3 separate regions of the Homo sapiens genome follow, and all the other regions are linked to region 3. A link is a loop called in an ENCODE intact Hi-C map of the cell type or tissue named here. Cell type or tissue: IMR-90. All regions are shown on one strand.

Region 1 (4,000 bases), 270 kb after region 3:
TGCTGCAGAGGTTGTAGATCAGGGTTCTATTGTCATATGTGATCTGGCCATTGTTTATTTGTATATGGCCTCTCACCTCTCCTCCACATTATCTCTCACACAAATGTACTAAAACCCAGTTTTAGGCCAGAGGTTGTATTTTTTCTTCACCTTCCACTACTTACTGTTTCTACCTCCTCCCTATTTCTTGCCACCAGTGTTTGACATGCAATCCCCCCAGCCTGGCTAGTCGGGTACCTTCATCTGACTATGTAAACACAATCCTCACATCATGGGCAGCTTACGCTTCATTTCTGTCATTAAGTTTCCTTGGGCAACATTTGCTTCAAGAAATTTTACTTTTCTTTAAACTCCTGCTTCATTTAGAATTTGTGCCACATCATTAAGCACTTGATTATAACATGTTTTTAACTGATTTTCATTAATTTGTATATGTTAATCTTATCTTCCCAACAAAATGATAAATTTGAAGCCTAGTATTACAGCATATGCTTTCTCTTATATTTCACAATAGTTTGCAGGGCTAAGTTCATGAAGTAAATGCTCAGTAGATAGTTGCTAATTGAATATTTTCTATACATAGTATTCAATTGAAGGGATAAAATAGAACTGACTCATAATTGTATCCACCACCATTCTGGGTAGTGATTTTACCTCTATTCATCCCAATTTTCTTTTTTAAAAATTGTATTTATTATTTTTTTAGATGGAGTCCTGCTCTGTCACCCAGGCTGGAGTGCAGTAGCATGATATCAGCTGACTGTAACCTCCGCCTCCTCGGTTGAAGTGATTCTCCTGCCTCGGCCTCACGAGTAGCTGAGATTACAGGTACCCACCACCACTCCTGGCTAATTTTTTTTTTTTTAGTTTTTTTAGTAGACATGGGTGTTTCACCCTGTTGGCCATGATGGTCTGGAACTCCTAATCTTAGGTGATCCACCCGCCTTGGCCTCCCAAAGTGTTGGGATTACAGGCTGAGCCACTGCACCCAGCCCTAATTTTCTTGAAATTGGAAGATTTTGCACATTAAAATTTCAGAACCCAAAAGGGTTTCTTTCACACCCAGTGAAAAGGAGGAAGGATTCCAGTGATTCTTTTTCAAATTTTAAACCCTGTATAGCAACAGCAAACCTTCTGAACATTCATGAGATGTATATTGGGTTTTCCAACAGAAAGAACATGGGGTCCTAGGGGTCAGAAGAAAATATGAAGGGTCAAATGGCTCCCTGAACATCCCTGGGAGCATCAGAGCAGTGGTGGAAGAAATGGGAATTCAGATGAAGAGCTATATAAACTGGACAGTTTCCTAATAAGAATTCACATGTTTTCTGAGAGGGCTTCACATAAATTAAGAATAGCAACTGGAATAGAATCAAAGAGAAGTTGTGAATATCTTTTCATCCAAAACCAAAACAAAGATATATATGGCACATATCTTAGTGTGTGAACAATCCAGTTATGTGTCTACATACGGGAGACTATTCATTGATGCAGCTTTATCTAGATGGGAGAGAACTAGTGATGTACTGGAGCAACTCATACCAGCCCATAGAAGCTAATTGTTCAGTTTTCAAAAGTTTTGCTAATTGTTAAAGCATTGGCAGCTTGAAATCAGCCATGTTGAGAATACTTACACCAGGAAAATTAGCAAACTCTACAACACAGTGCTTTTCATTTCAAAGCACACTAATGGCAGAAGAGTGGGATTACCTATCTCTCCTTCCATAGAGCACCATCAGGGAAGAGGGGGTGATGACCTGTCAAATTCTGTATCTTCCAATTTTCATAAAGAGTTCTTTAGAGTCAGAAGTATATGATATTAGAGTTGTATAAGACTTTAGAGGAACTAAAGTCCAGAAACAAGAAGTACCTTGCCCAAGGTATGTATCTTACCTGATCACATAGGAAGTCTGAAGAAACACCCAGATTTTCTTACCCTCACCCATTACTTTCAGGAAATGTAGTGTCTGATTATTCACAATGCTATACTCTCTTCCCTCCTTCCCCTCACATCAAGGAAAGCTCCTGCTGTTAAGGCCAGATCACTCTCTTTTGTCAGAGCCCAGCTCATAAAATGCTATTAAGTAAATTACTGATGACCTAATTCCCAGCTGCAGGACACATTCCATTAGAGGCAGGCTGCCTGCCAAGAAGTGTCAGCGATGACTGGATGGCAGGAGTGATTGAAACCATCCTGCCAGGGATGGCTGGGCCTCTGAGAGTGCAGTTCATGGTAGGGAGGAGGTGCTCCTATTCCCCAACATGAGTCCTGTGTCTTTTTCTGGGAACTGAATTCATCAGCCTCAAAAAGAACTTTCTCAAACTAACAAGGGTCACCACTGCAGAAACAACTGGAGGTAATACCTCCTCTATTACAGATGTCTAGAATAACAAGCAAATTTAACCACTATCATCTACGGCACAAACTTGCAAAAGCTGTCCACACCATTTTTTCTTTCTTGCTTGCTTTAATTGTCAGGCTGCCCATTCCTCCCACTTCTGTTCTATTTTCTTAAAGCACAACGAGTTCCTAGTTGACAGTATGGTGGAGAAGAGTAGAAACAGCATGGTCTATTTATTTTATTTTTAATTCACCTAGTATTCACAAATAAGAAACGGGTATTTGTAGAAAAAATATATCATATATAAAAAGTAGATAAGTCCCAGGCAGGCCATTTTTTAGCTGATATTTACTTATTGCAGATTCATACAAGGGTTAAATTAGATAAAACACTTTGCGTGCTGCTAATAAACAATATAAATGTAAAAATACAATTCTGTTAGACGTTAAAGTACAAATGGAATAGTATTTACATTTCAAAGGAACTTTGGGTTCAGTCAGCCTTTATAGGTATAAGAAATGATGTAACAGAACTATCACTGGACTAGCAGTAAGGAAACCTGGGCTCCAACCTTGCCTTTATCACAGTCTCTAAATGACTGTGATATTAGAAAAGTCACTCATTTCCTCCTGGCTCTTGCTTTCTCATCTGTGAAATGAAAAGGTTTCCATTTCAAATTAAAATGAGAGTAAACCAGAGGATCAATATGGTTTGGAACTGGGTCTGCACCCAAATCTCATGTCAAATTACAGTTCTCAGTGTTGCAGGTGGGGCCTTGTGGGAAGTGACTGGATCATGGGAGGGGATTTCCCCCTTGGTACTGTGTTGTGATAGTGAGTGTGTTCTCGTGAGATCTGGTTGTTTGAAAGTGTGTAGCACCTCCCCCCGACCTTGCTGTCTTCCTCCTTCTCCAGCCATATTAATAGGCTCACTCCCCCTTTGCCTTCCACCATGATTGTAAGCTTCCTGAGGCCTCCTCAGAAGCAGAAGCTGCTATGCTTCCCGTACAGCCTGTGGAACTCTGAGCCAATTAAACCTCTTCTCTTTATAAATCACCCAGTCTTAAGTATTTCTTTATAGCAGCATATCCATATGCTGATAGTGATATGGATAATGAAGTCCAGGCTAAGGAGGTCTCAGATGGAAATGAGAAACTTATTGGGAACTGGAGTAAAGATCACTTTTGATGTGCTTTAGCAAATAGCCTGGTTGCATTTTCCCCTTGCCCTAGGGATCTGTGGAACTTTGCACTTGAGAGTGATGATTTAGGGTATGTGGCAGAAGAAATTTCTAAGCAGCAAAGTGTTCGAGATGTGACCTGGCTAACAACCGATGCTTATATGTGTGAGCTAATAAGTGACCTAAAGTTGAAACTTACATTAAAAGGGAAGCAGAGCATAAAAGTTCAGAAAATTTGGAGCCTAGCCATGTGGTAGAAAAGAAAAGCCCATTTTCAGGGGAGGAATTTCCAGCAAGTTGCAGAAATTTGCATAAGTAAAATGGAACCAAGAACTAATAGCTAAGACTATGGGAAAAAGGCCACAAAGACATTTCGGAGACCTTCACAGCAGCCCCTCCTATAACATGCTCAGAGGCCTGGGAAGGAAGAATGGTTTCATAGGCCAGGCCCAGGGCCCTGTTGGCCTAGAAAGCCTCAG
Region 2 (4,000 bases), 350 kb after region 3:
TCTGTCTCTCACTTGGCCTCCACTTCTTTGCCCATCCATTTCAACCTCCTCTCCAAGCCACTTGCATTTGTTGGACCTGAGTTTACATTACAGTCTCTGCTTTCATTGCCTAGGCTCAACCTCATGCATGGTTAACTACATAGTCTCTTTCAACTCTTCTTCCACTGCTAACTCTGCCATTTTCACATTTCCTAAATCAAATTCTCAAGAAAAGGAAGAGAGAGAATCTGATTATTCCAACTACAAAGAGAGTGGTTATTAAAGGTTAAGTGTGAAAGGTCATAACATAGGTTATTGGCCACCCACAAAGGCTGTGGTTGAAGTAGAGGAAGGAGGACAGCTAAAATGTGACACCCATAGTCAAAAGCTACTGTTTAACCTTTCGGCACATCAGCACCTTGACATGCCTGCATTCTTGGTTCTGCAACGTTTTAAGGGAACTTTTCTCATCTCCAGCCTATCTTTCCCTCTATCCTTGTACCTACTTCTTTTCCCACCTACTCTTATGTATCAATCTTCCAAGGGTTACATCCTGGTTTTATTGTCTTTTAGAGACTCCTGGGGAGAATTCTGTGTAATCAAAAGAAGTCACTGGATTAGGTAAAGCTCAGGAGGATGGACGAGGATACTCCTAGTAGTTAGCATGTTCAAAAGCCTGGAAGCAGGGAGAGTTTTCCTTCTACCTTAGGAGAAGTCTTTTTAGAAAACAAACTCTGAGGCAGATATTTGCATGCAGCTGGTTTATTAGGAAGTTCCAGAACAACACCTATAAAGGAATGAGAGAAGCAGGACTGGGTAAAGACAGAAATTGACACAGACCTATGAGGTCTCTTTAGCTCAGACCTATGCGAGGTCTGGAGCTGGGATATCCCTTCAGATTTGTCCACATCAAAACAAGAAGGCTTGACCTGTGTAGTCCTGCATCAACAAGTCAATGGATTGAACTATTCCTGGAAATAGGTGTAGACTTGGACAAGTTAGGTCCCTTCAACCAAGGATAATTTCCAGTGACTGCATTAGCTATAGACTGCCAGCAGCCAACAATTTCATAGCTGGGGGATAAATGCATTAGTTCTGAAGAGGAAATCTGAGTAGTATACCAGAGCATCCAATCCAGTATAGGCCAATCCTTGCATCCCTTGGATTCACGTGATTCACACGGTAAATTTATTCCATCTGGGAAGAACTCCTTCAAGTTTCTGGTTGGTCTCTTTTTCTGGGAAACTTTACAAAAGAAAGATGAGTAGCATGAACTATATATATAGCTTTTGCCAATATAGCTGGTTTTACAGCTGAAACTGAAACTCATTTTCTCCCTCCTCTGCAACCTATTCCAGATTGTTTTGACCCTAATTTAGCACCTCTGATGATCTAGATGGCTTACCTGGTGGGGTTACCCAGACAGTCATCCCTGAGTGCCTAGGCTTCTGGTAACCACACCATACTGTGGCTGCTGTACTTGTCCATTTCTTGAAAAAATCAGGAAAGTATCAAGACATGATCCAGTAGATAACCTGACAACCAAACTTATGCTTTCCAGACCCCACTGAGTACCCCTAGGAGGCCATTAGGAGGATGGCCTCCTAATGGCCGGAATCAATTACCTCTACCAACATTGTTTTCTTTTATTGCTTACTGGACTCTTGACATGAAGAAACTTAAATGACCCTACAGTAGCCATAGTTTAAAGTTTAATGGGACTCTTACTGGGCCCCCTGGTAAAACAATTTCCACTTTAGAATCCAGAACCTAGTTTAGAATCCACAGAACCAAAACATGCATTATTGAGGAAACATTTCTCAACTGAGTCATTCACTGGTAGTGATGATAAGTAGAGCCATCCTGGACCCACTGGAGAATAGAACTGTAAAAGGGTCTTTGATTTAGGGTATATATTACATCCTGAAAGATAATGCCTCATCTGTGCAAGGTATCATCTGCAAGCCAGTATCTAAGCTGCTCCTTCAAAAGTCAATTCCATTATCTTTCAGACCTGCAACTTCAGAGTGGTGCAGAATGTAACAGAACCAATAGATACATGGTTATGTGTACACTCCTACAACATTGTTGTTTGGTCTGAGGCTATGTTACACCATATATGGTGTGGGTAGATATTCCGTTCTTCTGATGGTGCTAGCTGAGGCCTTGTGGTAGGAAAAGGAAACTCATACCACAATATGTGACTTTTCCAGTCGAGATGAATCACTACCTTTTCCAGGATAGAAAGGTTCCAGTGTAATCAACTTGCCACTGAGCGGCTGGTTGGTTTCCCTGAGGGATTTTGCTGTACCAGAGACTCAGTAATGATCTCTTTTGCTAGCAATTTGGGGAATCAGCAGCTAGATGGAGTTGGAGAACAATACCTAAATCAGCCTTGGTTAGTGAGGACAAATGCCACTGAGCCCATCCCTCAGCAATGATCAGTTTCTTCATGCATCCATCAGGCCAGCATTGGGCAATGAAATGCTGATGACATCAACTGGCTGAGTCATGCTGTCTACACGGCTGTTTAATGCCTCATTCTTGGTGAATGTTTCCTTGCGGGCAGTGCCATGAGATGCAAAGATATTCAAACTTCCAATCTACAGCCACAGGCAGAGGCACATGCCTCTTTCCCAGATCTTTTTTTCTATGATCTTTCTATCGCTCTTCTTCCAAGCCCCCATCCAATCAGCCAAACGAGAGGTTACTTCCTGTAAGTTCCTATTTATTCTTACCTCCAGCCATAAAAATGGCTGTGACCATCTGATCCTCTAAACATTGAGAGTGTTACTCCTCATTGCTGTCTCTCAGGGACACCATCAGAAGGTTTACAGAAATATTATGGAATATCTACTCACACCAAAGGTGGAACTGTAGAGTAGCAACAGTGCTTTCTCAGCTTGGACCCCCATAGAGAGCCAACCCATTCATGACCCAGGTGTAACTTTTTCTTCCTTTGTCAGTCAGTCAAAAGGGATGCCTACGTGGCTATAGGGAAAGGCAACAGTATAACGGTGAGCTTAGGGAAAGGTGACAGTATAACAGGGGTGAGCTTAGGGAAAGGTGACAGTATAACAGGGGTGAGCTTAGGGAAAGGTGATAGCATAACAATGGTAGGTTATTTGGAGGTCCGTGCCCTCTGAAACTTAACTTCTGCCTTTTGTCTCTGCCAATTCCCAATTCCAGATATATCACTTCGATCTTACAGTGGATTGCTATTGGTTTAGCTCAACCTTATGATTTGATGGAGGTTGGAAATACCTAAGTTAGGATGGGCAGTTCTGGCTGCATGGTCAGTTGAGCTCTCATATTTTCCATCTACCAAGTTCCGGTGGCAAATCACGTAGCAGAGCTCTTTTTTGCTTGAAGTCTCAAATGAAGTTGGTAATCTTTTGTGTCACTTGGCGAATGAGTTGAAACAGTATTTCCAAGTATGAAATATGCTGTCCCTAGAACCCAAAGAAGCCTTTAAAAAGCTGTGCTTCTTTCTTAGGGGTGCACAATATGAGAGGCATTAGACTGTCCTTTTCTTTCAAAAAGCTGTTCTGGCATGTCCCAAATGGCTATATTCCTAAAAACGGATATGTCAGGTCCTTGAATCTTCATTAGATGCATCTTCTGTTCTTTGGAGTACATGTATGTGTCTTACCAAAACCTCCAATGCACTTGCCATTTCTTCCTCATCCAGTCCAATTAACATGATGTCATTGAGACAGTGGACCAAGATAATGTTCTACAGGAAAAAGAGCCTTAGTTAACATAGCACAGGGCAAAACCATTATATGCTGCCCTTCCCATATGAACACACACTGCTTCTGATTCTTCTTTCTGAAAAGGATGGAAATGAAAACACATTTTTCAGATCAATGACCACATATCATGGATATGAGGCTGTGTTAATGTCTTCTAGTGAAGGCACCTCAGCACAGCAGTTGTAATTAGGGATACTACCCCCTTAGTATCTGCAAAAGTCTGTTTTTTTATTGTTTGTTTGTTTTGTAGAATCTAGACTGGTGAT
Region 3 (4,000 bases):
GCATTGTTTTGCCTTTGCTTCAGGGAGCATCCTCTGAGTTTGCAAAGCATGTTCACTTATATTATCTCTGTTGAACTTCAGAACAACTGATTGCGGCAAAAATATTATAACTCTCCCCCTCTCACATAACCATGTCAGAGAAAGGTTTTGTATTTGGAAGTCCCAAAGCATTTTTCTCTTCTTGTTGTTTATGTGCATCATAATCCATTTACTAAAATTATGAAAGAATGGTTTATCTCCAAACTGAATTCCTATCCTCAATAATCCCTGGGCACGCCTCAGTATGAAGGTCAAACACGAAGGATGGCCACTCTCCTCAGAGCTCCCTCTGAATGAATTAAGCAATGCTGACCCACAAGATGTCCATCCTCTCTATGCAATCACACAGATAGGCAACCACCTCTCAGTATGCCAAAATAAGCTGTACTGACCAAAATATTTTCATGAAACCATTTGTTACGGTAAATGAGTTTGGGCATTACTGCCCACGCCCATATGCAATGATTTATCTTCTGCCAAAACAATTTTTATCATCCTGTCCAGACTTTCTAAATGTGGCCCCCCACACACATACTTGTGTGGGGGGTAATGTTGGCAAAATAGTAACCAAGAATGGGGTATAGAAAATCCCTTTTAACCTTTTTGCCACCATAACAAGCTATAGCCTAACACAGATCCTGCAAAAACTCTCTCTTTCTTTTGTTCTTCTAGGGAAAATGAAAGGATTAGGTCAAGAGTTACAGATGTGATCCAGAAGAACCTTTTTTTGTGGCTATTTGTGGCTGTTGGGGCTTTGTTTTGCTTGTTTGTTGATGAGTAGGTGGCAGAAGCCTTTTCAAGAGTGTTTGTCACGTACATTTGGATTCTGAGCAGCTACTGGTCTATTTCCCAAAGGACAAGTGAGCCCACAGAGGTCAGTGGAGAGAGGGAGAGAGTGTGTGTGTGCATGCTCATGAAACGTGGATCAGAATAACAAAAGCAGATGTAGCTGATGGCAGAGGGGCAAGGCTGGAGTTAATAAACCAGCACGCACAGAGGGTTCTGTCAGATGCAGGGAATGCATGACATAATTGTTTCTGCCTCTAATGATCTCAGTGATGTGGGAGACATGAGAATATTAAAACAAGACAGAAAAACGGAAACTCATTTCTAGCAGCTGCCAAACAAAATGGGACGTAAAGCAGGAGAGAGGTATATTGAAATGTTCACAAGGTTCACTTCACCAAAATGAAACTTTACCTCTCACGGATGTCAAATCCTCACCTCTCTCTCATGCAGAAGTCCCCTCCCATTTCCCATCAAACTGTTGCTCCCTGCATTCTTTCTGCATCCTTCCCTGTCACTCTCTTCCCTCGTCACTGTCACTTTGCCTCTCTTGCTTTTTAATCTCTTTCATTTTTCCCCTTCCTTCCTCCCTTCTCCATTATCCTGTCACCACAAACATGCTCTTACAGTTGTTCTCCCCCCTTCCCTCTCTCTCTCTCACACGCGTACACGCACACAAGAACATACACGCACAGACCACACCCCTTCTCATTCATTAGTAATCAACCTGGGAGCCACATCTCCTAATCCCAGCAGTTGAATGGAGCTGTAAAAATGCTCCCTTTGAAAAACACCCAGAAGTGACGCTCCCCGGGCTGCAGGTGGGCGGTGGTGTCGGCGCTGCTGCGATGCTTGCTCCTGCCACGAGGGGGCAGCAGTGCGCGCCGAACGCCGCGCTGCCCGTCGGCGCAGGGAAGGCGGCGCGGACGGCTGCTCACCCGGTGTCACCCGTCACCGCGGCTGACAGCCTGCGTCAGGATTCCGCCCGCGTCCCAGGCGAGCACGGAGGGGCGCAGAGAATAAGCAAACGATTTCTGATGAGTGCGGGCGGGGTGAATTCCGCCTCGGGCTAGTACAGATAGATCTTTTCCAGAAACAAAGGAGTGAGTCAGGCCGCCTGTGAGTCGAGAAGGGAGAGAGGCAGGGCTGGGCGCGACCGCTCGGCCCGGCCGCCTAGCTTCTCCCCGCCCGCCTACCTGCGCCCTCCCTCCTGCCCTGCGGCCCGCGCACCCCCCGCCCACCCGCTCGCGCTGCTGCGGGGCTCCTTCCCCAGGCAGCTGCAGGCGCCGCCCGGTCGGGAGGAAGCTAGAAGGCGGTGTTGCTTGGCCACCTGGGGGCGGGGATGGAGCCGGCCTGCAGAGAGGGAGCGCGGGTGTGTTGGGGGCAGGGTGGGTTTGCAGCCTTTCCTAGGGGTGCGGCTTCCAGCAGTGACGGCAGGGTGAACTCGGCGGCAGGGGGCGGCAACGCTTCTGTCAACCGGCAGCCTCCGCGTGGCTGGGTACTAGAGCTCTGCACATGTTTGTCATAGGTCAGCTCCCCCGACACGCGCGCGCACACGGGGTCCTGGGGTCTTGTTGCGATTCCGCCCCCTTTTACTCCAAAAGAGAGGTAACAGCGTCAACAAGCAGAATAATAAAAAGCGTTTATCGAGTGCTACGCGCAAGGCAGGCTCTGTTTTTACAGTAAATCTATTATTAATTTTAATAAAATGATAGTAAATAATAACAATATGCCCAAATGATGCTGATTGATAACTATCTTATTTCCTTCGTTTTAAGTTGAGAGGATGCAGAAGTATTTTTTTTTCTTTTTCAAGAAGATAGCTAGGTCTGGTTCTCCCTATTTCCAGAGGAGCAAGATGCCTTTATATTTACTCGTGTTGGAAAAACTAGGGTTATAACTACTGTTGGACAGGATTCAGCCTCCGGGCTGTTTTCCCTCCGTGCATTTTTTTTGTTTTCTTTTGAGACGGCGTTTCGCTCTTGTTGCCCAGGCTGGAGTGCAATGGCGCAATCTAGGCTCACTGCAACCTCTGCTTCCCAGGTTCAAGCGATTCTGCTGCCTCAGCCTCCTGAGTAGCTGGTACTACAGGCGTGCGCCACCACGCCCGGGAAATTTTTGTATTTTTAGTAGAGACGGAGTTTCACCATGTTGACCAGGCTAGTCTCGAACTCCTGACCTCAGGTGATCCGCCTGCCTCGGCTTCCCAAAGTGCTGGGATTACAGGTGTGAGTCACCGTGCCCGCTCCGTGCATATTTTTTAAGTGGGAATTTTCATGTAACTGTCCCAATTTACAGCATCCCTTGAACAAGAGAACATCTAGAGACTTGACCTAAATGGTAACCCCATTGGTGGGAGTTGAGGAGCTGTTACTGCCATTAGAAGGGGCAAGTGGCTCTCCAGTTTGCCACAGTACCCACCTTGCCCTAATACGGACTGTTATTACTTGAAGCTGCACCCCTGGGGGAGGGCTACAAGTCAACCCTTTCTTCCCTAACACACACACACACACACACACACACTCACTCTCTCACACAATCTGTCTCTCAATCTCTCCTTTATTTATAAAAGTAAATATTAGACCATAAGTTTCACGAGAGAAGGAATTGTGTCTTATATTTCTTTTGAATCCCTCATAGAAATTCACTGATCTGGACATATTGTAGATACCGCTAAGAACTGCTGAATGGAAATCTGTTGAATAAAATGAGCAATGGAACATTATTTAAACTGTCAGGCTACCACAGATATTGCATCCATTATTTTTAAGGACTATAAAAACATTCATACAAGGCACAACAATTTCTGCTACACGTGCATGCATAAACAGAATTTGATGTTGAAAGCAAAAAAATGTACAACAAAATTAATGTATATGTACTTAATTATAAAAATAAACATTTTTGTTCCTTAGTAATCAGACACAGTAATAGTCTGAGAAATACTAAAGAATGATAGAACTACTCTTTTGTAAGCATTTCAATCTATAGCAAGTTTTGAGCCTGCTATAGAGGTAAAAGAGATATGATGTGATAAAAATGTAAATCAAAATCATAGTGAAAAATAAACTAATATTCTTTTATACTGTATGGAAACTCTAGCTATGCGATACTACATTGCATATGTATCAGTTATAGTTCTATTAGGGAAGTAGAACCATTGTGAGTGATATAA

What was found. Peaks named below come from ENCODE experiments on the same cell type or tissue, not always from the same donor. Only the 100,000 strongest peaks of a DNase experiment are listed, where the experiment ranks them.
Region 1: a loop joins it to region 3, with 1.9 times the contacts of the local background. A loop is called at or near these places in 6 of 110 quality-filtered maps.
Region 2: it touches region 3 in a loop (2.2-fold over the local background); 3 of 110 quality-filtered maps call a loop at or near these places.

What each region holds. Positions count from the first base shown.
Region 1 is chr3:115,516,793-115,520,792 of GRCh38, reverse strand. No RefSeq gene overlaps it. Among named protein-coding and RNA genes, the nearest start is that of GAP43, 100 kb to the left of the region's middle. RefSeq lists an enhancer at 1,772-2,325. In IMR-90, no CTCF peak of the experiment used is centred here; a DNase peak (open chromatin) is centred at 2,142.
Region 2 is chr3:115,435,343-115,439,342 of GRCh38, reverse strand. LOC105374051 (a long non-coding RNA gene) reads right to left here and starts at 1,729. Exons shown (of 3, transcript XR_924352.3): 1 at 1,605-1,729; 2 at 1,385-1,469; 3 at 726-1,224. In IMR-90, a CTCF peak has its summit at 2,333; a DNase peak (open chromatin) is centred at 2,452.
Region 3 is chr3:115,782,364-115,786,363 of GRCh38, reverse strand. No RefSeq gene overlaps it. Among named protein-coding and RNA genes, the nearest start is that of SNORD155, 120 kb to the left of the region's middle. RefSeq lists enhancers at 1,110-1,788, 1,820-2,320 and a silencer at 2,030-2,079. In IMR-90, CTCF peaks have their summits at 1,689 (motif pointing right) and 2,264 (motif pointing right); DNase peaks (open chromatin) are centred at 1,003, 1,813 and 2,253; H3K4me3 peaks cover 1,448 bases; H3K27ac peaks cover 1,442 bases.